Linked DNA regions of Homo sapiens: region 2 is linked to region 1. The links are chromatin loops, found by intact Hi-C in ENCODE. Cell type or tissue: HCT116. All regions are shown on one strand. Links, peaks and the distances in the headings refer to the core of each region. The heading gives the core; the rest is flanking DNA. Region 1 overlaps GFPT2 (glutamine-fructose-6-phosphate transaminase 2). Region 2 holds the start of RASGEF1C (RasGEF domain family member 1C).

Region 1 (15,527 bases), core at 6,695-11,694:
AGCAGATCCAGACACCTGCCACCTGAGAGAGGGCTGCACAGCATGCCCCGATCTGCTAGTTCTTCCAGAGAAGCTAGAGATTTCAGATTTCTCTGTGAAATCTCCAAATTTTACAACATTGGCAACTAACCCATTCATTTTGTGCAGGCTCGAAGCACTGTGCCCACCAGTGCATCTGGCCTTTGGCCACCAGGGCTGCCTACCACAGTCATGCAGGTGCTCCTAGGACAAGGACTCCAGGCCCAGGCCCAGGGATGGCTGAACTCTTCTTTGGCCCTGCGACTTGCTGAGCCACGATAGCTCACATGGAAGGATGAATAAGAACCGGCAGTGTTTAGACAGGCATTCTTTGATTATGTAATCCCAGGAAGCGAAGAGAAGAAGGCTCAGTTACCTTGCATCAGAAGCAAAGAAGAATTCCACGGCCTTGTCGCCCACAGCATGCAGGCAGGCGGAGCTGTCCAGCCTCTTCATCCGTGTCTTACAGATATTCTTCACATTCTCCAGAGTGCCTAGCAAATGGAGGAATGGGTTGCAAATCCCACTGGGATGTTTTGTTTGCATAATATGCAGCAAGGAACCAATTTCCCCTCTGAATATGTGTGGGAGAAATTTGCAATTTTTAGCTTTGGCTGTGTCAGCCAAATCGTGTAAAAGATCCCCCAATAGCACAGTACCACTGCAAAAGCATTTAAATGGCTACAGTGTGAGAGGAATGCAAACAAAAACAAACCAAAGAAGCACTCACATCAAAGCCCAGTTGCCGTTATACAATGGCACTTTTGTGTATGTTTGACAATATACAAAATCATGATAAATTCATGTCCATGATAAAAAGCTTAAAAAAAATGGAGCCAAGTCTCAGTTGCACAAAAACCTTTTAGACCTGGAGCTGTGCGCCTGTTGGGTCTGGCTCAGAGTGGGGTTTCCTTGCCTCAGAGGGGAGCTGACTGTGCCAGAGCAGCTGCCGAGTCCTGCGACACCAGCAGCTGTGCTGTTCCGGTACTTCTTGAGAAACTTACACGTCCTGTATAAGATAGGGATCTGTTCTGTGGAGAGCTTGTATTTGCTCCGGACTCCGATGAGCAGGGGGCTGCCTCTCCTGTAGGGAGAAAGAGGCATCCCATTACCCATTGCCTTTGACGCCCAGTGCTGGGTGTCTGCCCAGCATCTGAGGTAGGATCCCCAAATCTAGCCCTTTCCCAGTGGTGGAGGATCCTGTTTAGGTCCCACAGGACGGACGCCTGGAGCACAGGATGGAAAGGCCAGCTCCTGAGTCCCAGGTCCCTGACTTGGCATCACCCACCTGCCCAGAAAGCTTGGTAACCTGTCTCACTCCCACCCTCCTAGGCCGGGCCTCCTCCAGTCCAGTCAAGTCCCCACATGTGACCAACCCACAAGGTTAGATGGCGGAGGCTGAGCGTTTGGCAGCAGAGGAGGCGCTGGTGGGGCACAGGGGCACTCTAGGTCTCCACCCAGCCTCGACGGCAGCGCATCCCTATAACAATAGGGCTCTGCACCCACCATCTGCCCAAAGACCCCCTGTTGTTCCTTCCCTTCCCCTAGCCCAGTTCTCTAGCATTAGTGGGCACTAGTCTGACTGACTTTTGTATATTCTCTACTTTGTAGGTGACATAAGGTGATTTCTTGGGTGGTTTTTTGTCTCTGCCAAAGTGACACCCCGTGGATGGAAGTTTAGAATCTTCACCCCGCACCAGGTAGACTTCATCATAAAGAGGACAATAACTGTCACAGGCAAAATCTCAGGGAGTCTGCAGCTGGCCAAGGTGAGGGGCCCTCACTCAGGCCTCCTGTCCCAGCGTCACTGTCTCAGCCACTGCAGCCCGGCTCTCTGAGCACCTCAGCAGGGGATCTTTAGGAAAGAGCTTTAGGATATTTCCTCTGATTCACAACTTCTAGTGGTGGACGTGATGAAGATCTCATGATTTGGCTGGGCGCACAGTGGCTCACGCCTGTAATCCCAGCACTTTGCGGGGCTGAAGCGCGCAGATCACGAGATCAGGAGTTTGACACCAGCCTGGCCAACATGGCGGAACCCTGTCTCTACTAAAAATACAAAAATTAGCTGGGCATGGTGGGGGGTGCCTGTAATCCCAGCTACTCTGGAGGCTGAGACAAGAGAATCACTTGAACCCGGGAGGCGGAGGTTGCAATGAGCCGAGATCGTGCCACTGCACTCCAGCTTGGGCGACAAAGCGAGACTCCATCTCTAAATAAATAAATAAATAAATAAATAAAAGGATCTCATGATTTAAATGATATCCTGATTCCAAAATCTAATCCTTTGCTCATTCTTATAAATTATAGCATGCAAATAAAATCTACCATAGGTGTGCACAGAAATAAGAGGCTCACTCTGGTAACACATGCGCTCTAAACCTGCGGTTCTTCAAAACCAGGCAGGTAAAAGTGCAGTAGTTACGAAAGGATGTGTGCCTTTCCCCTCTACACATTAATTTATTAATAAGAAGAAAACACCGACGAACACTGTAATAAGACAATTTAAGAGAGCTGTTTCAAACACATGAATTGGAATACAATCCAGTAACATTTTACCTTAGGTGATTTCTTGCTAACTTAGATCAATGAACTAATGAAGTGCTTGCTCATCGGCTTGAATCCAGTCCACATATATCCATAATCTGTTAGCCTGACTCAATGCAGTTCCTAAATTTTTCTTCAACAATAACAGACCTTGTTTTCCAGTCACGTTGGCCTGTTTGGACCCCACTTATGGCTTCTCAAAGCGGGGGACAAAGTCTGGGGCTTTGAGGAAGGTGCTATGAACACCTTGAATATTTTAATCATTTATTGTGTAAAGCAAATCTGAGACATAGTTCTGGGGCCAGTGGGGAACTAGCATAAATAGTTTATAATAATGGCAGTGAGAAAGTAGGTGGATATCTAATTTTCTTGGCAAATGACTCCCCCAAATTTTATTGCTGTAGGTTGAGCTCTGTGGTTTCTCTAGACCTTGAGACATATAATTCTCCCAAGACAACCCGAAGATTGTACTGCAGGTTATAGAGCCCTCAGTTATAGGCAATTTAGAAAAATAAAGCTTTATTGCTTCTTCACGCTGCCTTCTTCTGAGTTCATTTAAAATAGTAAATCATGATAAAATTGGATTTTAAAAAGGGCTTCTAAATTTGATAGGAACCAACTGGTATTTTATAATTCTATGAATTGAAGGAATTAAATTCCAAATGGCAAATTAGTTCCAGTTTTAGAAAAGGTTAAAAAAAATGATGATAAATTCCTGTTGTTTCCTGCTGAGATACTACGCCAGTCTGGAAGAGACAGCCTCACCCTCTCCGGCCGTCTCCCAGGCCACAGGTTCATTCCAGATGGCTCCCCTGGGGCTTCAGATGAAGCCCGCAGCCCACAGGGCACTGAGGCCATTTAGAGCCGGCCTCTGTCCGCCTCTCCACTCCCCACAGCCTTTGAGGCCCTGGAGCAGTGTCCATACCACCTTGCTCACCACTGTCTCCCATGCCTGGCACACAGCAGGTGTCAGTAAACACACACTGGGCCTAGAACGCCTCCGTCCCACCAATGCCCTTGCACCATGCCCCCACCTTGCCAACGGGGATCCTGGGAGGTCCCACTCCCTCTGGGCCCCTTGCCTTTGCTCATGCTGGTTCCTCTTCCCACTGCCTGCCTGGGGCTACCTGCCATTGCCCCCCTGCCAGGTAAGGTGATATCCTGTGCTGGGGCCGGGCACAGGGCATCACTATCCTCTGCCCTTCTCTGCCCTCCTGTACAACTGTTCAGCCCTTCAAGGCAGGGACCAGGTCAGATGTCACTAAGTCCCCAGGGCCCAGCACACAGTAAGTGCACAGTAAATATTAGTTGCATGGTTGGATGGATGATCAACCTATGTGAATATAAACAGGATGGCACTTAACCTGCTTCTGTAAATCCATGCAGCACTGGGGGCCCACCGTAACAGAGGGACACATTGGGGCAAGCAGGCTCTCTGAGCCGATTCCTGGCATGCTCCTTTGTGAAGGTGAAGCTTGAGCCCCGGGCCTTCAAGGCCTCTGCTGTACTGGATCCAAATCAATATTCACTTTGCTCCCTAGTTTCATGTTCATAATTTTGCTTTTTCTTAAAGGGGGGCCCACATTGTACAGGCTTCAAGCCCCACAAAACCTGGATCTGCCCTGTCTGTACGATTTTATTTATAACTGGAATTTGTTGCCCACCTCTAAAAATCTGTGGAGATTTCAAACACAAATCCAACTTTCTGGTTTCTTTTTTTTTTTTTTTAATTCAGAAGTGTAGCACCACCAGCCATGGAGATGGTGGGGCGCGGTCCCCGGGGCTGAGCCACAGTTGTTCTTTAGACACCACGAGCACCTTTCAGCGTGCCACAGGCCCTACCTCTCCCGTCTCCCTCCAGCTAAGTGATTTTATTTTCGTTCTTTCTTATGGGAAATGCCAGTGTGTTTTGCCTCACCGTGTGGCAACGGCTTCTCCTGGGTAGTGGACACTCTTGAAAACCAGCGCGAATGCACCTTCCTGAAAACACACAAACAGTGAGGGTCAACGCGTTCCAGCAGCCGCTGCTGCAGCCTGGCCACAGCCCAGGTGCGTCTCCCTGGGCCCCTCCTGATGGCGGGAGGTCCTGGGGTCCCTCGGGGAGCTGAGTGCAGAACAGCGCATCCGGGGTGACATCACGAGGGAAAGCAAAACAGACGGTGCCACGGGAAGTACCACAAACCAGAACATGTGAATTCCACGGTGAGCGATGTGCGGCTTGCCCAGGCCCACAGGGAGCCCGGCAGGGGTGCCAGCTGGGTAGACGGGGCAGTGAGAGTCACAGGAAATGATAGCTGGGACCAGGCTTCCCTGCCCTGCTCAGGGACAGCACCTACTCAGCAAGCCCCTGTGAAGTGCACTTTAGCTCAACACACGGTAGGGCCTGGGTTCAAATCCTGGCTCCACCCCTGCACTGGGCTCTCCCTTTAGCCTTCTTGGCGCCTCGTTCTCCTCATCGGTGAAGGAAGTGAGAACAGCGCCACCTGGCGGGGCTTCCGTGACGATGATAAGCTAATGCACTGAGCCTGGCATCCGGAGACCCAAGAGAAGCACAGGTTGTCATGACCGTTACTGCTATTATCCTTTCCATGGATACGACTGCCACCTGCCCTCTGGGCCTCAGCTGGTTGGTTTGTGCAAAGCCAGAACTAGAATCCAGCTCTCCTAACACAAGAGGCCAGATGGTTTTTTGACTTAAATTCTTGGTGTAAATTCTTCCCCCACGTCCTGACCATCCTGTACTAACTTACCGCAACCCTAGCAGAGCTCAGTTATATATAACCAGCTGCAAATCTGAATTTCCACAAGAAATCCTCCAAGTGTGGAAGCCACGGGCAGCCCCAGGCCCCGGGTGGTCAGCGTGTCGGGTCCAGGTTGCCAACTCAGCTACAGGGCCAGGAACCTGAGTCACCGTCCCCAGGCCTCATTGGGGCTTTCAAACTGCCCCAAACCAGGGGGCTTCAGGCAGACCCTGGTGCTTTTGTCAACAATAAAATAGGACTGAATGGAAAAACACTGCACGTTCTCTGCCAAAAAGAGCCCGGTACTGTCCCAGGTAGGAAAAGTCTTAAGTTTAAAAGTGTCATTATGAGAGAGGTATTTCTGAAATTTCAAAATAAAAATGGAAAAGAAGAAACAGCATGCTGTAATACCTAATTGGCTCACTGTACCTTATCCAGCACATTAAATGTGGGATAGGCTGTTTTTTATAAACACGTCCTCTAAATGATGGACCTCCAAAAACGGGAGTTAGAGGACAAAAAGGCTTCAACAGTAGACTTACTTTTTAAATCAGACTCTGAAAACACCTGCTCAAGAATGATGTATTTTACACTACAGGATGGTGCCTGCCAGATGTTCTGGACTCTGGGCCAGTGTCCAGGCTGCCACAGCCCTGGGGGAGCTACTGGGTGGCACTGCTGTCTGACAGGATGGGCTCTGAGAGGCCCGGACCCCTCTCGTCCTCCCGCACCCTGCATGGGCCTGTGTCTGCTCCACCTCCTCCTCAGTGTAGGGGCCTCCCCTTGGACAATACGCCCAGTGTGTGCTCCCTTCTCAGGGACTTCTTCTCCCTGGGCCCTGTCCTCTGGGATGTCCCCAATCTCTCTCCCTCTCTCCCTCTTTTGGGCCATTCCGTTCCACATACAGACATGCTGTGATATCACCTATCACAAAAACAGGCCAGGCACAGTGGCTCACGCCTGTAAATCCCAGCATTTTGGGAGGCCAAGGCAGGTGGATCACTTAAAGTCAGGAGTTCGAGACCAGCCTGGTCAACATAGTGAAACCCTGTCTCTACTAAAAGTACAAAAATTAGCCAGGTGTGGTGGTGCGTGCCTGTAGTCTCAGCTAACTCAGGAGGCTGAGGCAGGAGGACTGCCTGAACCTGGGAGGTGGAGGTTGCAGTGAGCCAAGATCACACCACTGCACTCCAGCCTGTGCAACAGAGTGAGACTCTGTCTCAAAAAAGAAAAACCTAGAAACACATCCTCGCTTGGTACCACAACTCTCTCTGCACACCACCACCAAGCTCACGTGTGCATCATAAAAAGCCACGGACTCTAATGCCAGTCACAATTTCAGAAGTGTCACGATGAAGCAGGGCACTTTCTATTTGATGTTGACTACCCAAACCACAGAACGTCTTCCAGTTCTACAAGAGTGTAACATCTTAAGGCCAGGCTCTGCAGATGGGCTGTCTTTTATCCCCAGGACTCTGTGCAAGTTTGTCTAACAAGGGCTTATAAAAAATGAAGGATTCCTTGGCACTTGCTGCTTGAAAAAAATGTTTTTAATGAAAGAATGAAGGAATGAGTTAGACAGATGGGATTTGTAACTCACCAACTGCTGAATGACTCTCTCGACCAACGTTGAAAACGTAATGTCCTCAGTTTCTCTGTTGTCGAACACATATTTAATCAGCTTGGCGATGGTCTCTGTATCTGTTTCTGACTCAAACTCGTAGCCTTTGCTTTCCTGGAATATGCAGTCGGCACAGTGTGAGAGATTGGTCATTGCACAATGCCTGCCTGGCCAACTCCCTCTCCTCCCTGGTGATCTGCCCTTGGAGTGACTTAAGTCAAGAACAGGGAAAACCGGGAAGGGGGGAAAAATGTTTGCCAGCATCACAGCCAAATACCTCTGAGTCACTCCCGGAGGCCCTGAGATCATCCCACCTCAGAAGCTCACCCTTGCCACTAATCTGGACATTGCAAAATAACAGCAGTCAAAATGATAAAATACGTTGAGTCAAACCCACCCACATCCCAACTAACACCACAGAGCCTTTCAAACTTCAGACAGTCACTGTCTGACTTTCCGTCCCAACTCCGCCGGTATACGAGTCGCTGTGTTATATAATGCAGACAGTTTAATAAAACGAAGCTCCTGTTATTTTGATTCTGGGAATCTGCAGTGGCCCTTGAGATAAACACTAATGCCCTGTTATCTCCTCAAACGAGATCTGCAGGGCCTGGCTCAGCCAAGGCAGAGGTTTCTTCTCAACACGGTGACGTGGCTGAGTGTGGGTCTCACTCAGTTCCCACACTGGTTTCCGCAAGGAAATGAGCTGGCTGGAAAGTTTCTGGGGAGACCAATCCCACCGGACTGAGACATCACCTAGGGGAAGCATCTTACCAGAAATTTCCTCAGATCTTTGTAATTTGTGATGATCCCATTGTGGATGACAACAAATTCTGAAAGAAAAGTTAAGAGAGAAATGCTATTGAGAAGGAGGTTCATGTCAGATGTGAAGAGAGATGATTTCAAGGCTTGAGAACTCTCTGCAAACTCCAGGCCTCAAGACTTCTGTTAAGCACACTTTGTTTACAGTGATTAGCACAGATGTTTACGGCAGCAACTACAGTGGAACCAGGGATTAGCACCAGGGATGTCTAGGGCAGCGGCTACTACAATGGGATCCGGAGGAAATACACATCCCTCTTTCAGTGACCAGCAGCCACCAGCCTGACCGTGCAGAGAGCTCTCCCCTGTGCGCTATTATAGTATCAAACAGGCTTTGGGGTTCATGTCCCACGGGGATGATGAGCCCTTCGTTCCAGAAGTGATTCCAGGCACTCTCAACTGGCTTTAGGCACAAAGAGGTCGCAAAGAACAGTCCAGCACCGTGCTGTGTTTGACCCACACTGTGTTGTAAAAATATTTGAGTTTTTAAAATTCTGAGTGTTCACTTTAAAATCCTGGTTTCCTTGGGGGAAAAATCCCAGAAGTTCTGGCATCCCCAGGCTCAGCCACATTCCTGCACAGCAGGATCTGCCAGCTGCAGCTTTTCCCACCTCCCCAGTTCCTGCCGCACAACCCAGCTCACGCGGGCGGCTTCCTGCACAGGTAGCACCCCGCTGATCCTGGCGGGGAGGTGGCGGGGGGGCGGGGGGAGCAGGGGGATGCGGGGGATGCGGTGAGGGATGTCTGCCTCCACCCCACTGCATTTTCTCAATGAATAGCCCGCATATGAGTGCCTTGAGGGAAAGATCCAAGGCCAGCCTGAGAATTTTTCTGGGCAAGTAGCTCCGTTTCCCTCTCCCCCTAGAGGACAGAAAGATTCCCTATTACCCTTGAGGTTCAATAATTCCACCAGGAGGTGTCTAGATGTGGGATACGCTTCATAAATATTGACTATTTTTTTCAAAGCATCACTGTGAAGTCTTATTTGTTTTTATTATTACCATTATTATTTTGAGACAGAATCTCACTCTGTTGCCCAGGCTGGAGTGCAGTGGCGTGACCTTGGCTCACCACGACTGCTGCCTCCCGGGTTCAAGCGATTCTCCTGCCTCAGCCTCCCAAGTAGCTGGAATTGCAGGTGCTCGCCACCACACCCGGCTAATTTTTGTATTTTTTTAGTAGAGACAGGGTTTCACCATGTTAGCCAGGCTGGTCTCGAACTCCTGACCTCAGGCGATCCACCCACCTTGGCCTCCCAAAGTGCTGGGATTATAGGCTTGAGCCACTGTGCCTGGTCTATTGACTATTTTTGATCCCTTCTTTGGATATCCAACTCAAGTTTTCCTTCAGTTCGGGAAAGATTTCTCCCACAGCATCTTTTGAAATCTTTTCCATTATTCTTTTTCTTTATTCTCACCATGATTTCCTCTATTTAAAAAAATTGTAGTGTTTGTTTTTGTGAGGTCACACCCAAAAATGGGAGGGCTTAAATAAGAAAAGCCCAGTTTCAACAGATGTGCTGACCACAGCTCAGCTTTATTTTTTATGTATTTATTTATTTATTTTTTACTGCTCTGTGCTCTGATCGCTTCTTGTGCACACCAGTTACCCATATGTTGGATCCATATTAACTGGCTCCACGTCCATCCCCTTCTCCATTTTTTTATATCTATGGTGATATTGTTTCTTTTTCTTTCTTTTTTTTTTTCTGAGATGGAGTCTCACTCTGTCGCCCAGGCTGGAGTGCAGTGGCGCGAGCTCGGCTCACTGCAAGCTCCGCCTCCCAGGTTCACGCCATTCTCCTGCCTCCGCCTCCCGAGTAGCTGGGACCACAGGCACCCGCCACCATGCCTGGCTAATTTTTTGTATTTTTAGTAGAGATGGGGTTTCACCGTGTTAGCCAGGATGGTCTCGATCTCCCGACCTCATGGTCCGCCCGCCTCGGCCTCCCAAAGTGCTGGGATTACAGGCGTGAGCCACCATGCCTGGCCGGTGATATTGTTTCTTTACATTATTCTCTTAATTCTGCTACACTTTCTTTCATCTCAGTCTATGATCCTATCATTAATTTGTTTTCTGGAATCCATGTTGTCTCTGCAGAATCTTTGTGTAATTTCCTTGTGTGGTATAGTTGCTGGGCGTTCAGACTTCCTTAAAAGCATGCTCTTCAGCTATCACTGCTGAGTGTCAAAGAAATTTTATAAATCTTTGCTTATTGTCCTGTTGTTTTCTTTTCAATTACTCATCCTGAGTCAGGGCTGGAGTGTCCAAGTTTGGGTGTGGGTGGGCCTCCTGGGAGCCTCCCTGCTTTGGGGACACAATGAGAATCATCATCTACACTGAAGTGGGGGATTTTCCAATGAGGTTCATTTTATCACTGGGAAGGGCAGGAGGCTGTGGCTAAAGTGGCAACATCTCAGGGCACATGGTCTGGGCGCAGTGTTTTCTCGGCCAGCACGACTGCCCCAGGGACCAGCTTCTGCACTTGACCTGGGCTCTGGCCAGATGTACATTCTAGGTCCTCAGCACCATGGGGTCTGCTGTCCTCCTCCTGGACATAGGGTGTGTGCCTCAGTCACGAAATGCCCTATGGTTCAGGGCATGAGCCAGACCCAAGGAAGAGGCCCTCGCAAAAACCTCACTCCCTCAAGACCCTGATCACTAGGATGCATGAGTAGCCCTGGCTCCTGTGCTACCACCAAGCTGCTCTGCTGAGCAGGGTGGATGGGGCTCTCCTTCCGTTTTCTGGGGGACGCCTTCCCTTCCAAATTGGGCGGGGTGAGCTGGTGAGGCCCTGCAGAGTGCTCTGGGGAGAAGCAGCACCACTGCACTTTCTGTGGGTGGTGGGGGTGCCTGCCCATCCCGCCCAGTTACACTGCCTCGGAGAACCACTGATCAGCAGTGGGTGGGGGACACCAAGCAGGCTGGTGCTGCTCTCCTGTGGCCTGACTTCCACAAGGATTAACCGCAGTGGGACTTGTCAAGTGTCAAGGCTTAGTGCCTGCTAATAAGCTCCCAGTAACTGCTCTGATGTATTTGGTCCTATCTAACATTAGGCTTGGCACGAACTTACACTATGCCAGAGGATGTCTTGGGTTGGGGGGTCCAGTTGACTTCAGAAATCACTGTCTTTGCTGTACACCCTCCCCTGGCATGTCCAGGTTGGGGGCTTCAGGGGCTCGTGACTGGACCAGGCCTCACCTAGAGTGGGGGACCCCCTGGAAGGCCCAGCTTATGTCTTAGACTCCTGCCTGCCCTTGGAGGCCTGGGAGGAGACAGGGATTAGATCCTCTCTTCTGCTCCATGCCTACTGCATCCCACTGCAGGGGACCCGGCGCCCTGGGGCTGACCACAGACCCCTGAGAACTGCCACCAGGAGCTGCAGACCTACCAGTCTTTCCCCCATGAGAGGGGGCAAGGGTGTCATTTAAGAGAATCACGCGTGGAGAACTGTCCTGGCGACCCATGCAAGTGACACAGACCTGTGAGCTGGCCTGAGGGGGTGACTGGGCGAACAGGAGAGCCTGAAACCCACCAAGGACAGCAGGTGCAGCAACCTTGGCCCTCTGCCAATCTGTGGTGCTCCAACGTGCTGTCAGCTCAGTGTTTCCAGATCCTCCAGTTTTTCAAGTGATGCCAGAAGTCTGGACTTTTATGCACAGTGGTTCTCAACTTTTAAGAACATGAAGCAAGCTGAGTTGAGGGCTCTCCACCTGGGAAGAGCCCCTGGGCTTCGGGCTGCGGCCCCTACTTCTCCAAACCCTAAGCCCCTGGCTGCTGAGGTCTCCCGCTGGGGCCCACGGTGTGTCTGGTGGCACCAATCAAGACCAGTACAGCCCCTGCCCTCACCTGGACCACTCTGTGGGGAAAAGACAGGTTTAGCTGCATAAGGACAGAACCCATCCTTGCCTGAAGGGTACACCCTTCTGCAGCATTTCCGTCACTTGGGGAGGAACAGTGCCCAGGCCCCTCAGTCCCTCACGCGGCCTCATCCCACTCATGGGCTGGGTTCCAAGGAGCCAGCAGCTCTCCTGGTTAAGTGCCATCGTTTTCCTGTGCACTCCTGGGAGGCCAGCACCACCCTAGGACCAGGCTGCCTGCCTCCTGACTGAGGCCCAGGCCACTGGCAGAGCTCTGGGAGAGGGGACATCCGCATTCTCTTGGGAAGATGAAGTAGGCTGAGAAGTCAGTTAGAGGTGGGCGCGGAACCTGCTTTGGCGGGCACTGGCCCTGACACAGCTCAGGGTGAGGTGGAACCATGGGGACGGGGAAGCATGCCACATACCGTTGCCTTTGTCTGAGCGCTGAGGGTGGCTGTTGACAGCACTGGGGACCCCGTGGGTGGCCCAGCGCGTGTGGGCAATGCCGAAGTGTGTCTCAAACTCCACTTTTAAGTCCATGCTGTCTTGTTCTAAATGAAAGGAAAATCAGTTTGCCGCACTTGAACAACAAGCCTCGACCCAGGACTGTGAGTGCAACCTGGTGTCGTTACCCAAGTCACGTCACCCACACCGATGGCACCTCCCCACCAGCTCCCACCCTGGGAGTCCGCGCAGGCCCACAAACCACCCGTGCTGAAGGTTATTTACTACTTGTCTGTAGCTTAGCTCACTTCTTCACAGAAATAAACTTGCTTTAAAAAGAAAATGATATATCCCTACCATAAACAGAGAAGCAGTATCATTTGCTGGAATAATTAAAATAACTACTGTATGTAACCCTTCACACTTAAAAAAATTATCCATGCGCCGCCACCACCTAAAATAAACCATCCCATACCCTGCGAAGCCCGGTTTTACAGCACGGGCTTAGCCCTCCCTCTGTTTATCTGAGCTGGGACAAAGGAGAATCTCCATTCTCCGGCGCTGTTGGAATACGGTCCTAGAAAGCGGCCGGCGCTGCAGCGGCTCCTCCCACTCAGAGGTCCTCCACTTACTGTAAAGTTCTTCATCGAGAGCCTTGACTTTCCCCCTTTTCTTGACCAGCTGAATGTGTCTTTCTTTGACTTCGTGATTATTCCCATCGATCGCCACACCTGTGATGTAGACAGCATTTGTTATATTGCAACCAAAGCTTTTTCTCACACACTTGGCACAGGTGCTCCGCAGGGTCAGGGCTGCATGCCCCGGGCTGTCCGTTTATGGCAGGTTGGAGAGCTGTACAGTTTTCAGGAAATCTGCTCTGAAAGAGGCTGTGACTGCGGCCAGGCTTAACAGCAAGTGAGGAAGCCCCTGCCTCCTCCAGGCCGCAGCTGCCCCCAGCCCTGCTCCTGCCTAGCTAGGGTGAGCCCCTCGGGACACTTCCCCGCTGCAGGCGCTCCCAGGCCCTCGGCTGATGGCAATGGGCCCAGGCAGGGCATTTATCCCAAGGGCTCCTCGCATTGTGATATTTCGTTGGTATCTCCACTGCGTTAGTGTTCCTCCCGTCGTCTATCGGACGTGCTTCCTATTAAGAGTCGACAAGGATTTAAAACCATCGGGCTCCCCCTTTCTCCTCAGGCTGCATAATTAAACAAGGTCAACAGACTAAACATCCACCTTTGCAGTGAATGGAGGCCTGAACTCTGGGACAGCCACCCAGCGGAGCATTGTGTAGCCACTTAGAAAGCTACTTAGAAAGAGTTTAGGATCGGCCGGGTGCGGTGGCTCACGCCTGTAATCCCAGCACTTTGGGAGGCCAGGGCGGGTGGATCACAAGGTCAAGAGATTGAGACCATCCTGGTCAACACGGTGAAACCCCGTCTCTACTAAAAGTACAAAAATTAGCAGGGTGTGGTGGTGGGCGCCTGTAGTCCCAGCTACTCGGGAGGCTGAGGCAGAAGAATGGCGTGAACCCAGGAGGCGGAGCTTGCAGTGAGCTGAGATCGCGCCACTGCACTTCAGCCTGGGTGACAGAGCGAGACTCCATCTCGAAAAAAAAAAAAAAAGAATGAATGAGTTTAGGATCCTAGAAATGCCAAGTGAAAAGAGAAGAATATAAAATTACAAAATTGCATAATTATAATTAGGTAAAAACAAAAAATATCAACGTACAACACCTCCACCACAGACCACCCCCACAGACAACAGCGACCGGAGAAGGGTCCCAAAGACTGATGGGGGCTCCTTTTTTAATGAAGCCACCTCACTGAGGCAGGGCTGACAAACACAACGCTGCGCATACTTAATGTCTACAACTCGATGAGCTTGGAGGCACGTGTGCCCCCATGAAACCACCACTGCCGTCTATGCCATCAACCTATCACCTCCGAGAGTCTGCTCCTGCCCTCTTTATGTATTGTTCTGTGTGTGATAAGAGGACTTAGCATAAGCTCTACCCTCTTGGCTGGGCTCACTGGCTCACACCTACAATCTCAGTGCTTTGGGAGGCAAAGGCAGGAGGATCGCTTGGGGCTACGCCGGGCAGCACAGTGAGACCTCATCTCTACAAAAAATAAAAAATTAGCCGGGTGTGGTGGTGCACGCCTGTAGTCCCAGATGCTGAGGAGGCTGAGGGTCGCCTGAGCCCAGGAGCTTGAGGCTGCAGTGAGCCAATTTCTTGGAACTGCACTCCAGCCTGAGTAACAAAAATAAAAATAAAAATATGAAAATCTACCCTTTTGGCAAATTTTTATGTGCAAAATACAGTGTTGCTCAAGTCAGGCACCGCACGGCAGAGCAGCTGTCCAGGACTTACTCATGCTGCATGACTGTGGCTTTGTACCCTTTCTGCTTCCTGATGGGGGGACTTCTGATGAAGGGGGTTTTCTGGGGTTTTTTACCCTTGCTTCTTCTATTTTTCCATAGTTTTCGAATTTCTTTAACGGACAAGTGTTATTTTTATATTGAAAAGAGACGTTAAAAAGTAGCAGAAAAAATGCCCTGGTTGTAAACCCCCCTGCAGTGGAGATGGGTGAGACCACAGCAGCGGAGCCCGGTCCCCAGCCACGAGGCGGGCGGCCGCACACCCACCTGCCGAGTCGTAGCCTCTGTACTCCAGCCGCTGCAGGCCCTTGATGAGGGTTTCGAAGATCTCCTTCCTCGTCCGGGGGACTCTGTAGTTCATGTAGGCAAAGATTCCTGTTCAAAGAGAAAAAAATGGTGCATTCATAAAATACTCAGCTCGTGTTTGGAAGAAAACGCTTCTGGGGGATGCACCGAGGTGGCATCACAAAGGTCTCCCAGGGGCTTGCAGAGGTGGGTATGCCCCTCCCTGAGCACAGCTGAAGAACGGTGCACCCCTTCTTCCTCCTGTGACAAAAACCCCCAGAAAGCCTGTGTCACATGTCTTGGGCTGGCAGTTCCACTGCTGAGAACTTATCCTATGCTGTACTTGCAGGAGGCAGCTTTCAGCGTGGCAATGTCCATAATAGAAAAGGCAGCAATGAAATCCAACCGCCTTAGGACATCCGGAAGTCCCCACCTCCATGCACTCCCTGATTTGCAGAGCACACATCTAGGAGTGCCATAGAAAGGGACAGCAGCCCCCAGGGCAGATGGGACAGGCGCTGGGGCCTTTGCTTCCACGGTCCCCTTCTCCGTAAGGCTGGAACTTGACCTTAAATAAGCACTACTTGAGCCGGGGGCGGTGGCTCATGCCTGTAATCCCAGCCCTTTGGGAGGCCGAGGTGGGTGGATCACCTGAGGTCAGGAGTTCGAGACCAGCCTGGCCAACATGGTGAAACCCCATCTCTACTAAAAATGCAAAAATTAGCTGGGTGTGGTGGTGTGTGCCTCTAACCCCAGCTACTCGGGAGGCTGGGGCAGGAGAATTGCTTGAACCAGGGAGCTGGAGGTTGC
Region 2 (15,527 bases), core at 3,535-8,534, 130 kb before region 1:
TCCCTCCTCTCCTTCTCCAAACACACACGTGGCCTGACTCCTGTTTGACCTTGGGGAGCAGCTGGGGCATCGTGCCCTCCCGCCAGCGTCCCTGGAGCTGACTCCCACTGCAGCCCTCACACAGACATGAGCTCAGGGACACCTTGAGGGACCCTGCAGGGAGGTGCCCTGAGGCCCAGGGGCCTGACTAACTCAGTGGTCTCCAAACTGAGAAGGGCATCTGCAGAGTACGGACCAACAGGAGGTGTATGAGACGACGACACGGGAACTCCTTACAACATGACTGTGAAAATGACTGTGCTATGTAACATTTGCTACATGAAAAGCTTACCTGTAGCGTGCACGTGTCAAAAAGCACAAGGGCCGGGCACGGTGGCTCACGCCTGTAATCCCAGCACTTTGGGAGGCCGAGGCGGGTGCATCACGAGGTCAGGAGATCAAGACCAGCCTGGCGAACATGGTGAAACCCCGTCTCTACTAAAAATACAAAAAAAATTAGCTGGGCGCGGTGGCGGGCGCCTGTAGTCCCAGCTACTCGGGAGGCTGAGGCAGGAGAATGGCGTGAACCCGGGAGGCGGAGCTTGCAGTGAGCCGAGATCACACCACTACTGCACTCCAGCCTGGGCGACAGAGCGAGACTCCGTCTCAAAAAAAAGAAAAAAAAAAAAAGAAAAGCACAACAAACAGATACCTGCAGGCCCGCCGTCCGGTGAGGCAGTGGCATGTCACAATCCCCCGTGCATCCTCCCTGCCCACAGATCCTCCCCGTCCAGGTCCCCACTATCTGGAATATTATTAAAAACACTTATTTATTTATTTTTAAGGTAGGATTGACAAATAAAAATTGTATTTATGGTGTACAATGTGATGTTTTGATGTACGCAGACGCTGTGCGATGGCTCAGTCAAGATAATGGACCTATCACTTTGCATACTTACCATTTTTTTGTCATGTAGAGCTTTTAAAAATTCATTTAAAAACATTTCTTCCTTGACTATTCAATAGAACTCACTAGGGATGCTTCCTGGGCCTGGTATGTTCTGTTTGGGAAGCCTATTAATGATAAATTCAACTTATTTAACAGAAATAGTATTGTTCAGGGCCGGGCTCAGTGGCTCACACCTGTAATCCCGGCACTTTGGGAGGCCAAGGCAGGTGGATCACTTGAGGTCAGGAGTTCAAGACCAGCCTGGCCAACATGGTGAAACCCCATCTCTACCAAAAATATAAAAAATTAGCCAGGTGTCGTGGCGGAAGACTGTAATACCAGCTACTCAGGAGGCTGAGGCAGGAGAATTGCTTGAATCCAGCAGGAGGAGGTTGCAGTGAGCCGAGATCACACCATTGCACTCCAGCCTGGGCAACAGTGAGACTCTGTCTCAAAAAAGAAAAAAAAAGAAAAAAAAAAAAGAAATAGTATTGTTCAGGTTTTGTATTTCTTCTTATGTCAGTCTTGGTAAGTTACGTCTTTTGGGGTGTTTGTTCATTTTTCTCTGAAGTATATCAAATGTATTGGTACGAGGTTCTTCATAAAAATCCCTTGCTATCTGCTATCCTCGCCACCTGGGGAGAACCTGCAGCGATGGCCCTTTCTCCCTCCTGATGTTGATCATTTGTGCTTTCTCTTTTTTTGTCTTGCTTGGTCATGCTGGCGGGCAATCAACCTTATTCATCTTTTGAAACAGGTATTTCTCTGTTTATCAATCTCCATTCTCACAAGATAAAGTTTAAGGAGAACTTGGCACACTCTGCTTGATAGGAAGCACTCAATAAAAATTCTGTATTTCAAAGCAACACCTAGCTGCAGCATTTCTGAGTAACACCAGGGTAACAATATCCAAAGAGCCCGAGGGTTCCCAAGACCTGACTTCACCCCAGAATGTGGAGCTGGGTGTGCTGCCCGAGGCTGGCGTCGGTGAGGCTCCCCTCAGACCTCACCACAGGGCAGGGCTGCTCTCACTGACAGGCGCCTGTGGCCAGCCTGCCTCTGATGAGCCTCCTTGGTCCCTCTGCAGCACGATCCCCTTCCTGGAGAGTCCCATCTGGGGACTGAGATTTGGCGTCAGGAAGCAGGGGTGCATCAGGCACACGGGAGCTCTCTGCCTTGCCTCCCTCAGCCACACACCTGTGAATCACTCAACAATGGCTGGGACAGAGGGGAGCCCGAACCCTGGGACGGCAGGGGGAAGCAATGGCGGGATCCAGGGTGCTGCTCAGGGCAGTGGTGGCCTCTTGACAGTGGACCCAGGCTGGACAGAGAAGGCCTGGGGGTTAACAGAGAGGCACTCCTGGCTGAGCCTAGCTCAGGCCTGAAACCCACGGCTGCTCAGCATGTGTTTATTGGGTGGTCCACGTGATGGACAGATGGGAGGCTGTGAGCAGAGAGAGGCCCACAAAGACAGAGAGTGAGAGCAGTCCACGCTCAAAAATAGCCCAGACTGTCAACCGCACAAACCCCAGACAGCAGGCTGAGCTCAAGGCCCACACTGGCTGCATGGCCCTGGGATGTCCCCTTGTGTCCCTGAGCCTCAGTTTCCCCATCTGTAAATTGATGGCAGCTGCTGTGGGAATTACCTGAGGCCACAGGGACTCAGCCAATGGCACTGTGCAGGTGCTTAAACCGTCACAGAGAGCAGTGGTCATTTTACTATGTATTATTTAGCCAGATTGGCACTTTTGAACACTGTCTGGATTTTAAAACAAACAACTAAACAACTTCCTGACCAAATGACCCAGGTAGATATTTCCTCTGCAGGGGCACTAATTAGCTGATTCCAAGAGTCTGCACTGCGTCCCACGCTTAGCGACATCCAATGCACGTAAAGCAGAAATTCCCCAATTAGGATGCTGGTGTGGGTCCGGAAGGCATTGAACTGGCAACAGCGGTGCCTGAGTTAGCGTATTCCAAATTCATAAACCAAGGTGACCCCTCACATTCATGAGCCTTTCACAGATGAGTCTGTAGGACGCTTCCTGGACAGGCTTATGGGGCGTGGCAGTTTGGGGCACCATTGGTGGCAGGACCCTGGGCAGTAAGGCCCTAAGGAAACTGGAAACAGGCAGGACAAAAGCGCACCCTTCTGCAGGCCCCAGCCCCAGACAGCGCCACCCAGCAGAAGAGGACCAGGACCCCTGCTATGATTTCTGAAAGTCAAAGACACATGTCGGGTGCCCAAGAAGGGAAGAAAGTGAAGGCATACTGGACGCCTGCCTTGGCCAGCTCTGGCGTTGAGAGCCCCATCTGGTGTCTGAGGCCCAGAGCAATCCTAGGACTGTAAGAGTCTCCCAGAGAGGAAGGAGTGTGTCTTAGTCTGTTTCTGCTGCTATAACAAAATACCTGAGGCTGGATAATTTATAAGTAGTAGAAATGTATGCCTCACAGTTCTAGAGGCAGAGAAGTCCAAGATCAAGTTGCTCTCTGCTCCACAGAGGGTGCCTCCCTCCTGCATCTTCACATGGGGGAAGGACAACAGCTCCCTCATACCTCTTTCTTTTATAGGGGAACGAATTCCGTTTTTTAGGGTACTACCCATGAAAGGCTCCACCTCTCAATACAATCACACTGGCAATTACGTTTCAATATATACCAGTCAACAATTATGTTTCAACATATAAATTTGTGGGGGGACATGCTCAGACCATAGCAGATGGGTTCAAACCTAGGCCTCCATGACCTGGGCACCTTCTGCTGCTTCTGGGATCCTTTAGGGGGTCCTGCATGAAATGAGCCTGGCAAGGACCTTTGCCAAGAGTAGGAACCCAGGGAGGCAGAGCTGGGCCCACAGGTCCAGGCCTTGAGGCTGGAGGAGTGAGGAAGTAGGAGAAAGCCCCCAGGAAGGACTCCCAGAGGGTAGAAGGGAAACTGAGGCAGGAGCCCAACAGTACCACAGCACATCCTGGCAAAGCCTACCCAGGCCCCTAGTGGTCTCAGCCAAAAGGACCACACCTCTCCTCCCCAACCCCCACCTGCCACCCCCTGCTGGCAGACATGCAGCCCCCAGGAGTGCAGAGGACGGGAGAGGTGGCAGGGGGTGCCTTTCTCCTAGAGAAGCATCACATTCTGCAATTTTAAAACAATTCTGACTCAAAATGCTTAGCCTGCATTGAGTTTTTAGGAAAGAGTCTGACAAATCCGGATTGTGGGAGAAAATGGACGCAAGCTTTCTACAGGAACGACAAAAAGCATGTGGAAGTCCCGCTGTAGATTAAAGGGATCAAAAAGACACGGCAAACATCCAAGCCTTCATCACTGACCGGATCCTGGATATTAAAATAAGGCCAGAAAGGACACTAAACAACTAACAACTAAACAAACAACTAAACAACTTCCTGACCAAATGACCCGGGGAGATATTTCCTCTGCAGGGGCACTAATTAGCTGATTCCAAGGGTCTGCACTCCGTCCCACGCTTAGCGACATCCACTGCACGTAAAGCAGAAATGCACCAATTAGGATGCTGGTGTGGGACCGGAAGGCCCTGAACTGGTAACAGTGGTGTCAGCTTATTCAAAATTCATAAACCAAGGTGACCTCTGCCTTCCCTCCCTCTCTCCCTCCCTTCCCTTCCCCTCCCCTCCCTCCCTCCCTCCTTCCTTCCTTCTTTCCCGGATGGGATCTTGTTCTGTAGCCTTGAACCCCTGACCTCAAGCGATTCTCCCACCACAGCCTCCCAAAGCGCTGGGACTACAGGTATCAGTGATCTCACCTGGCTCATATTAAATTTCTTGAACGTGCATTCAAATTGTGGTTTCCTAGAAGAATTTCCGTGTTCTAAGGTGATGCTGATGTCTTGATTCCTGTAGCTTACTCTTAAATGGCTTAGTAAAAATAATGAGCAAATGTTCCAAAGTGTTAAAAATCGGGTCGGACGTGGTGGCTCACGCCTGTAATCTCAGCACTTTGGGAGGTTGAGGCGGGTGGATCACAAGGTAAGGAGTTCAAGACCAGCCTGCCCAACATGGTGAAACCCTGTCTCTACTAAAAATACAAAAATTATCTGGGCACGGTGGCATGTGCCTGTAATTCCAGCTACTCAGGAGGCTAAGGCAGGAGAATTGCTTGAACCGGGACCTGGGAGGCGGAGGTTGCAGTGAGCTGAGATTGTGCCACTGCATTCCAGCCTGGGCTACAGAGCTGGAAAAAAAAATTGATGGATTTATTTAATAGATGAAGAGATGAAGAGTACATCATTCTTTTTTTTTTTTTTTTTGAGATAGAGTCCTGCTCTGTCGCCCAGGTTGGAGTGCAGTGGCGCGATCTAGGCTCACTGCAAGCTCCGCCTCCCGGGTTCACGCCATTCTCCTGCCTCAGCCTCCCGAGTAGCCGGGACTACAGGCGCCCGCCACCACGCCAGGCTAATTTTTTTTTGGTATTTTTAGTAGAAACGGGGTTTCACCGTGTTAGCCAGGATGGTCTCGATCTCCTGACCTTGTGATCCGCCCACCTCGGCTTCCCAAAGTGCTGGGATTACAGGCGTGAGCCACCGCGCCCAGCCAAGTACACCATTCTTTATGGAGCTTTTCAAGTAAAAAGGCTGCAGACATCTCTAGGTCCCCAGAGATAATGGTGGCCACCTGAATCCAATCCTCTCCTTGGTAAAAGCCAATATGGACCAAGCAGGAGAGCAAATAAAACCATCCATGCCCATGCCTCCAGCATGAGTAGGAGACAGGGCGCGCGCTCCTCTAACTGGTGTGGGCGAGGAAAGCCAACCTTCAGAACCGGCTCCAGGGCCCACGCTGGCATTGGTGGGGTGAGGGCTCAGGGAGAGGCACTGTGGGAATGAGGAGAGGGGAGCTGGGACCAAGAACTATGAAAAAAAGAAAGTCCTTTAGCCAAGTGTGGTGGCAGGTGCTTGTGGTCTCAGCTACTCGGGAGGCTGAGGTGGGAGGATCACTTGAGCCCAGGAGTTGGAGGCTGCAGTGAGCTGTGATCGCACCAGCGCACTACAGCCTGGGTGACAGAGCGAGACCTTGTCTCTAAATAAAAACAAGAAGAAGAAAGTCCCACCCTACATGGGGAAACAGAGCACGCCTGAGGGTGGGTGTCAGAGCACTGGCGGCTGGGGAACTGAAAGGAGACAGCATTCGAGCCCGGAGGTGGCTGTCTCAGGAAGGCCCTGCTTCTAGGGGCCAGGCATGTGGCCTGGAAGTAGAGGCAGCCTTCGGAGGCTTGCTAGTAACAGACAGGAAGTAGCAAGCCTGGACATTCAAGGACCTACGGAAGCAAAAGTGAATATTGTAAACTCAGAAAACACAAGTCCACTCCCGCCTCCCAAAGCACAAGAAAATGGTGCACTTCATAACAACAACAGGAGAGGGCGCTCTTACACTAAGAAACCTACTACGGTTCCCAAGCCCCCAGCTCCTGCCTGCAGCCATCTGTTACCACCAGTCCAGGCAAATTAAGACATCTCTAAGTTAACAGATAATATCCATACAAAGCCAGTATAAAGAGCCGACACTAATCCTTCCCACAAACCCCCAATTTACAAAGGGAAAAACCACACGCAACACCTCAACTTGAATTACCTAATGCTATGGTCTGGAAGTTTACGTCCCCCAAAATTTATAATGGAAACGTAGTCCCCAGTGTGATGGCATTTGGGGGCGGGGGCCTTTGTGACGAGATTAGGTCTCGAGGGCAGAGCCCTCATCAATGAGATTAGTGCCCTTAGAAAAGAGGATCCAGAGAGCTCCCTTGTCCCTTCCTCCATGTGAGGGCGTGAGGAGAGGAGCCATCTGCGAACCAGGATGCGGCCCTCACCAAATACCTTGATCTTGTACCTCCAGCCTCCAGAACTGTGAGAAATCGTTCTGTTGTTTGTAAACTAACCCAGTTTCTGATACAGATGAACAGATGAAGACACACTAAAAATTCAGACACATGAAGAAAATCCCTACATTATACATTCAAAAACTCAACAGAAATGGACCCAAAAAAAGGTAAATGTGAAATTAGAGTTGCCTGAACTCATGAAAAAAAATGAGGAAAAGACCATCATCTCAGAAATGAAGACTGAATTAGAAAATCTCTTAGGGAGAACAGATTTGACTAAAAGCTTAATAGTGTTCATTAAGGAAATTAATGAAAACAACCATAAAACAAAAATAAAATTCATAGAGAAAGCAATCTAGAATACAGATGAAAAACAGATCTAACACAAACATATTATTGGCATCTCTGAAGAAAAAAGGTAAAATAATGGTACATAATATTTAACACTATAATCTAAGAAAATGTTTTAGAAATAAAAGAAGACTTAAATATGCATATTCAAAGAGTCCCCCACGTACCTAAGATCATTTCCAAGAGAATGCCTAGTAAAATGATTAAACTTTAAAAATAAAGAAAAAAAATTCTTTGGAGCTCCAGAAAAACAATCAAGTCACTTACAAAGGAAAGAAAGGCATGTTTATATCAGACATCTTGTCAACAATGTACAAGCAATACAACCCATAACAACATTTTTAAAAATTTAGGGACAGAAAGTAAGAGGCAAGGATTTTATAACCTGCCAATCTATCCTTCAAGTAGCAAGAGTATAGAAAGCAAGCAAGCAGGAAATAACAGTACTCACAAGTCTTTCTTTTTTTTTTTTTTTTGAGACGGAGTCTCGCTGTCGCCCAGGCTGGAGTGCAGTGGCACAATCTCGGCTCACTGCAAGCTCCGCCTCCCGGGTTCACGCCATTCTCCTGCCTCAGCCTCCCGACTAGCTGGGATTACAGGTGCCCGCCACCACGCCGGGCTAATTTTTTGTATTTTTAGTAGAGACGGGGTTTCACCGTGTTAGCCAGGATGGTCTCGATCTCCTGACCTCGTGATGCACCCGCCTCGGCCTCCCAAAGTGCTGGGATGACAGGTGTGAGCCACCGCGCCTGGCCAGTACTCACAAGTCTTTCTTAAGGAACCAACAGAAGCTAAGCTTTGTCCAGTCAAAGGGTGACTGGGAAAACTTTGGCAAAAATAAATATTAGTAATCAGAATCCAACATCCAACAGGCAGTTTCTATGGTGCTCACCGGCATGAGCTCTACCTCTTGGTGTTCATACATTTGGGACTGGGTGGGGCTTTTGACTTTCCTCTGACCAACAGACTATGGCAAAGATGATAGGATATCACTACTGGGATTATGTTACGTTGTTATATCATGTATGTCACGTTATACTATGTTATGTTTTGTTATGTTATGACTCTCTAGGGACTCTTTGCTGGCTTGATAGAGTAAGCAGTCATGCTGGGGAAGCCCATGTGACAAAGACCTGTGGGTAGTCCCGAGGAACTGGGGGTGACCCTAACAAGTTGAGGTTGGCCTCCAGCCAACATCCAGCCAAAATTTTAAGCTCTAAATATAACTACAAAGAACTAAATACTGCCAACAACCACATGAGTGGAGAAGCAAATCCTTCCCTAGCTGAGTCTCTACATGAGAACCTAGTGCTGGCCACCAGCAGTACTCAGCTAAGCCATGCCCAGGCTCTTGATTCACAGAAATGATGAGCTAATAAGCCATGCGTTGCTTTAAGCCACTAGGTCAATGATAACTTAGTACACAGCAATAGATAACTAATACAATGATATTGAAACATACTACAGGCTGGGCGCGGTGGCTCACGCCTGTAATCCCAGCACTTTGGGAAGCCAAGGTGGGAGGATCACTTGAGGCCAGGAGTTCGAGACCAGCCTGGCCAACATGATGAAACCCCATCTCTACCAAAAATATAACTTAACCGGGCATGGTGGTGCACGCCTGTAATCCCAGCCACTTGGGAGGCTGAGGCAGGAGAGTCGCTTGAACCTGGGAGGCAGAGGTTGGAGTGAGCCGAGATCATGCCACTGCACTCTAGCCTGGGCGACAGAGTGAGACTCTGTCTCAAAAAACAAACAAACAAACAACAACAACAACAACAACAAAGTGAAATCTGGGGGAAGACAAAAGTTATACATAGCTTTTTGACTGTGTGGGGGTCAGCATCCCTAACCTTCTCATTGTTCAAGGGCCAACTGTAATTGCTAAACTATATTCCATCGTACGGATATATATCTTGTTTATTTATTCACCAGTTGATGAACAACTGCGTTGTCTCTACTTTTCTGGCCATTATAAGCAATGCTGTTATGAGCATTTGTGTACAAGTCTTTGTGTGGACATTTCATTGTTTTCATTTCTCTTAGATTCCTGGGAGTGGGACTGTTGGGTCATATGGTATTTTTATGTTTAAATTTTAAAGAAACTGCCAAACTATTTTCTACATCATGTCCAAGTGGGACTTATTTCAGAAATGCAAAGATGGCCTAGTGTTAATATTCATACGTTTTGTGTCTGTTTACCTCAGCCTAGTCCCAGACCTGATATTGGGAAATCCATCACATGACTCATTATGCTACTAGTAATCAGGAGAAATATCAGATCATTATCTACATACATGGCTCTAACAAAGGTCAACACCAATCCTGATTTTTAAAACTGCCAATAAAATAGGAGTCAATGGATATTCCTCTATCTATCTATCTATCTATCTATCTATCTATCTATCTATCTCATCTATCTATCTCTTCCCATCCTAAAGTCAGCATCTTTCTTAATAGGGGAAGTATTAGAGGCCTTTTTACTAAGGTCAGGAACAAGGTAAGGAGGCCCACCACATCCAATATTTAATACTGAATTGGAGGTATTCAGCCAATTTAATTAGATAAAAGAAAGCATAAAAATCAGTAGAGAAGCAGTAAAGCTATTTGAATTTGTAGATGACAGAATGACTAACAGAATCAAAGATATGACTAACAACAGGCCGGTAATGGTGGCTCATGCCTGTAATCCCAGCACTTTGGGAGGCTGAGATGGCAGATCATCTGAAGTCAGGAGTTCGAGATCAGCCTGGCCAAGATGGCAAAACCCCGTCTCTACTAAAAATACAAAAATTAGCCTGACGTGGTGGCAGGCACCTGTAATCTTAGCTACCTGGGAAGCTAAGGCACGAGAATCACTTGAACCTGGAAGGTGGAGGTTGTGGTGAGCAGAGATCACGCTACTGCATTCCAGCCTGGGTGACAGAGCGAGACTCCGTCTCAAAATAAATAAATAAATAAATAAAAACAAAAAAAAAGACTAACAATAAAACTAACAATAAAAATTCAGGTAAGACAGAAAGATATAAAATAACATACACGAAACAGTAGCCAATTCAAAGATATAATTGAAGAAAAAACCATTTATAGTAGCAACACACAAGATAAAAATACTCATGAATAAACTTCATAAGAAATAGGAAAAACATATATGAGGAAAATTTCAAAACACTCCTAGAAGTAGTCTTGACAAACAGAAAGACATCTCTCAGTTTTGGATAAGATAACTCAACTTCATAAAGATGCCAATTATCCTAAAGTTAATATACAAGCCTAATATAAACTTAATACGCTCTCCTTCCCCGCCCGAACAGCAGCAACGTGCTGCAACAGCCAGGAAATCCTTGCAGTAAAAAGCGATGGAAGGAACTTGCCCACCACATGTTAAAACACAACAAGGAGAGTTGAGCCCAATCTCTCTCCTCTATTGCAATGGTCTTGAATAAAGTCCTCTTTGCCATTATTATAATATTATTATTATTATTATTATTATTATTTTGAGACAGAGTCTCACTCTGTTGCCCAGGCTGGAGTGCAGGGGTACAATCTCAGCTCAGCTCACTGCAAAATCTGCCTCCCAGGTTCAGGCGATTCTCATGCCTCAGCCTCCCAAGTAGCTGGGATTACAGGCATGTGCCACCATTCCCGGGTAATTTTTTATATATTTTGGTAGAGACAAGGTTTCACCATGTTGGCCAGGCTGGTTTCAAACTCCTGACCTCAAGTGATCTGCCTGCCTCAGCCTTCCCAAGTGCTGGGATTACAGGCGTGAGCCACTGTGCCAGGCCCTCCTTGCCTTTAAATATATTTTTTCTCTCTCTCTCTCTTTCACCAGTATGTGAACAGATGGAACAGACAGACCTGTGAGACACACTAGAAAGCCCAGAAACAGGCCCAGGGCTTGGATTTTTAGTGTATGAGAAAGGTGCATTTCAGATCACTGGAGGAAAGATGACCTTTTAAATAAATGGCTTTGGGACAGAGTGCCAGACACTTAGAAAAAGATTAAATTGGATGCAGAGACTAAGTACACAACTAAACAAATATTAGAAAACACAGATGATTGCTTTATAATTGGGCTTTTCATAGTTAGAAAAGTCTAAGTATGATTCCAAATCTATGTGAAAAGATGTCCAATTTCATTTATAATAATAGAAATATAAATTTAAAATACACTGAAATACTGTTTCTCAGCTCTCAAACCAGCGAGGCTGTGGGGAAACAGAAGACACTGTGATACATCGGTGGTGGGAATGCAAAACGGTGCTACCTCTTGACAAGGAATTTGGGACTAGCTAACAAAATAAATCCACATTCACTCCTACTTCTAGAAGTGTGTTCTAAATATACACCTTTGCAAACATTAACAATATAGGTGCAAAGTTATCCATTACTCCATTATTTTAAATTTAAAAAGACTTGGAAAAAAACAAAATTGTTCATCCAGAGGACATAATTTGAATAAACAATAATAGTACAGCCACAGAACGAAATACTATGTGAGTGTAAAAAAGAATGAGCCAGGTCTCCATGAACTGGTAAGAAGTTACTTTCAGGACATACTTCTAACTGAAGAAAAACCAGGAGCTGTACGGCTAACTTTTGTGATAATGCTTAAATGACTTGTTTTGCAGAAAGAGACACAGGAAGGATAAACCAGAAAATATTTTAAATGGCTCCCAATGGTGTGGGAACAAGGAAGAAGATGCAGGGGTGGGACTGAGACCTTTAAGGATAGCTTTTTAATAGTTCTGACCTTTAAACCATGTGTTTTACGTATTCAAAAAATAAAATTACATCCTAAAGTCTAAAGGAAAAAAAGCTCCAAATTGAATGCAAGTAGAAACACACGAAGCTAACAGTGTGTCCGACTGATAACGTCACCACACAGCACTCTGCCTGCACACCCGTGGAAATCCCGATGCTGACCTAGCAGGTTTTGGTTGGCTTCGGTGTGGATGCAGTCATTCTGAAACTCTTTCGGGGTGCATTGTGGAGCTAAGTAAATGATGAAATATATTCATGTTTGGGGGAATAAGGTTCTCACTGCAGGAGAAAGGGAAAGGAAATATTAATTTTTAGTAAAAAAGGGGCCTTGGCTTGGTCCACTGACAAGGCCTAGAGGCGGCGAGTGCACGCCCCACACTAAGCCCGGGTCCCACGCAAGGAACCAAGGCCCCTTGGACAAATGGCTGACTCTGGATCTGGGTCCAGGTACAAGTGAGAGCTGGAACCACCTCAGAGACTGGCGGGGACATGGCAGGAGGGTGCAGACCCCGGCCTGAAAAGGGCCAGGTCCCGGGCAGGGCCCCACCTCTACCTGGTGGCCTGCGGGCTCCCCCTCGCCAGTCCCGCCCTGGGCTCCGCAGCCCGTCCCTCTCTCGCCTGCCCTCCCTCTCCTGCCCCGGCAGTGCGCCCACCCGCCGCCACGGGCAGCCTTTCGACGCCCAACCTGCAAACCGCCTGGGGGCTGCCCAGGACGTCCAGACCCTGTAGCGTCTCAGCTCCAGCTCCGCCCCCTCCTGCCCTCAGGGATCTCACCCGCGCTGTTCCCCCGGGCTACCCGTCCATCACAGGCTGGGCTCCCCGCTCAGGACAGCCTCCCTGACCAGACGAAGGCTCCGCCGCGCCCTGGTCTCCCTCTGCCCCAGTCACCCTACTGCATGTTCTTCCCAGCACGCATAAGATCTTGGCCATGTCCTTGCTTTTGCCTTTGATTTCTTGTTTGGTGTCCCCTCCCACACCAGCTAGTGAGCACTTACGGGGGCAGGCAGCAGGCGGCACACAGTAGGCGCTCAATGAATGTGGCCAGTGAGTGGACAACCCTAGCCCCCCTCCACCGGTCGCCTGCACAGTGGCTGCACTATGGCTGTTGGAGCCAGTCTTACCAGAGGTGGGACCCCAGCGTTGCCACTCCATGGTCCCGCCCCTCTCTAAACCTCAGTTACTCCACCTGCCTGGCAGGCAGAGCTTCCCAGGACTCTTCTCAGGCTCCCGGGGCTCAGAACTTCTGTCTCTCCCACAGCCCCAGGAGGCAGGAGATACGGGCCCGGAAGAGCTCCACCAGCACCCCAACTTCCCAGCTCTGTCTTTCCCACAGTTTCCCACGCCCACGCTGAGCATGGGGCGGCGTCGCCAGCACCCTTCCCCAAGTCCCCCCAAGCATCGCTTTCCCAATCTAAATACAATGAGTGGACCAGGTGGTCCCTTGATGCCGTCCGCTGTCACTGCGTGAGGGACACACCCAGGACTCCCAGCAGACCCCACTGTTCTCGCAGGCCCTCTGATAGTGGCGCTGGTCCTTTCCTCAAATCCGATCCCATCCTCAAGGGTGACAGCACCCTCTTCCCCCAGGCGCAAGGCCCTTTCCCTTCTGCACGTGCACCGGCAGGTCTGCTTTCCCGTCCCCATTTCATAGACGGGGAAACTGAGGTCCGGTGCGGGTGGAGGCTTTGGTCTAGGCTGGCTCTTCCTGCCACTCTAGCGGCTGAAAGAAGCTTGCTCCTCGCGCCCAGCAGGGGCTGGCGGCGCGCGGCAGAGCTGGGTCTCCCGCCAGGTGGCCGGGGGTGTGCCCTCAGGGTACCCTACCCGCTACCCCCGCGCCTCCAGTCCCGGCGGCCGCGCGGACCCCGCCCCTGCTGACCCCGGCGCACGCTCCCGCGCCGCGCGCAGCCTCCCGCCTCCCGCCGACCCCGCCGCGCCGCCGGCAGCCCTCCCCAGCCCCCGCGAGCCCGCGCCCTTGCCCGCACCGCCAGGTGTCCCTCGGCCGCGCACCACTCACCGGCTCCCGGCGCGCCGGAACTCCGGGCCCGGCCCATGGGCAGCTCCCGGTGCGAGCCTCGGCGCCGCGGACCGGGGCGCCGCCCGCCGCCGCCGCCGCCGCCGCCGCCGCCGCCGCCGCCGCCCGACCGCCCGGCTCCCAGCGCAGCCCGCACGAGCGCCTGGCGGCGGCCCCGGAGCAACGCGGCGCTGCGCCCCCTCGTGGCACTCAGGCAGCGCGGAGCGGGCGGGGCGCGGGGGTGGAGCTGCGGGAGCCCGCGGGCGGCGCTGCACACCAGGGCCCTCCGTGCCCCGGCCGCGGAGCCAAGCGTCCCGCCCTGCGTTCAGGCCTCCGCGGCGGCTGGCCCCCCGCGCCAGGACCACCCGCTCGGGCCGTCAGACGCTGCCCTCCCGCGCGCGGACCCTGGCGGACTCTGCGCCCCAGCTGCCCCAGCCTACACCTCACCTGGTGGGCCTCTGGCGCCCCAAAACCCAGTTCACCCTCTCTCCTCAAGACTGGGCCCGGCCCGGTTCTCTGGACTGGCCACCTAGGTTGTCTGTGTCCCCCAATGGGACATCCCTGGGTGGACACCCCCCCTCCCCAACCTTCTCGGCGCTCTCCCGTGGCCCCCAGGGAGGGTGGACACCACTTTGAAGACACCGGGGTTCTGGGAGGATGGCGATGCATGATTTCACTTTTAGAAAGGGAGAGGGGCTCTAACAGGATCCAGTGGCCTCCTTGAACTGGGTCTTCAGTGAAAAGTTCCCTGGTTGGTCCCAGCATAGAGGTCAGGACACCTGTCCTCCTGTGTCCGCAGTTTGTCCCTTCCGCTGGGTTCCTGGTCTGGCTGACTTCAAGAATGAGCCAGGGACCTTGGCAGTGAGTGTTACAGCTCTTAAAGGTGGTGCGACGGTGAAACCCTGTCTGTACTAAAAATACAAAAAAATTAGCCAGGTTTGGTGGTGGGCGCTTGTGGTCCCAGCTATTCGGGAGGCTGAGGCAGGAGAAGGGCGTGAACCCGGGGAGGTGGAGCTTGCAGTGAGCAGAGATTGCACCACTGCACTGTAGCCTGGGCGACAGAGCAAGACTCCATCTCAAAAAAAAAAAAAAAGAAAAGAAAAGAAAAAGGTGGTGCAGACCCAAAGAGTGCGTAGCAGCAAAATGTCTTGTGAAGAGCAAGAGAACAAAGCTTCCACAGCAGGGAAAAAGACCACAGCCGGTCGCCGCTGTTGCTGGCTGGCGAGGGGTGGGCGGGCAGCTTTTATTCCCTTATTTGTCCCCACCCATGTCCTGCTGATTGGTCCGTTTCACGGAGTGCTGATTGGTGCGTTTTTACAGAGTGCTGATTGGTGCATTTACAATCCTCTAGCTAGCCAGAAAAGTTCTCCAAGTCCCCACCCGACACGGAAGTTCCAGCTGCCTTCACCTCACTCTGCTTTAGTCAGGACCTGCCTGATGAGATGTGGCCCAAAACTCAACCCAACCAGCTTGAGCAAAAAGCTGGTTTGTGGATCATAAAAAGCCAAGGTTTACTGCTTAGAGGAATGGCTAGATCCAGGTACTTAACCTATGTGCATAGAAACTGGCCTCCCCTATCTCCCAGTCTTTCTGTGGCAGAATGGCCCTGGGTTGACACCT

Evidence for each region. Hi-C counts contacts between places; a loop is a spot of excess contacts. Peaks named below come from ENCODE experiments on the same cell type or tissue, not always from the same donor. Only the 100,000 strongest peaks of a DNase experiment are listed, where the experiment ranks them.
Region 2: a loop joins it to region 1, with 4 times the contacts of the local background. A loop is called at or near these places in 12 of 110 quality-filtered maps.

The regions. Positions count from the first base shown.
Region 1 is chr5:180,323,794-180,339,320 of GRCh38, forward strand. It overlaps GFPT2 (glutamine-fructose-6-phosphate transaminase 2), which reads right to left. Exons shown (of 19, transcript NM_005110.4): 2 at 14,700-14,807; 3 at 12,686-12,784; 4 at 12,035-12,160; 5 at 7,702-7,760; 6 at 6,907-7,041; 7 at 4,484-4,545; 8 at 1,023-1,102; 9 at 395-512. Among named protein-coding and RNA genes, the nearest start is that of GFPT2, 22 kb to the right of the region's middle. RefSeq lists enhancers at 1-21, 5,056-6,045, 6,046-7,033, 8,024-9,011, 10,000-10,987 and 2 more. In HCT116, for the core only: a CTCF peak has its summit at 8,640 (motif pointing left); DNase peaks (open chromatin) are centred at 7,168 and 9,998; H3K4me3 peaks cover 419 bases; H3K27ac peaks cover 2,733 bases.
Region 2 is chr5:180,195,118-180,210,644 of GRCh38, forward strand. It overlaps RASGEF1C (RasGEF domain family member 1C), which reads right to left and starts at 14,094. Exons shown (of 14, transcript NM_175062.4): 1 at 13,911-14,094. RefSeq lists an enhancer at 12,093-12,885 and a silencer at 14,010-14,229. In HCT116, for the core only: a CTCF peak has its summit at 6,320 (motif pointing right); a DNase peak (open chromatin) is centred at 6,294.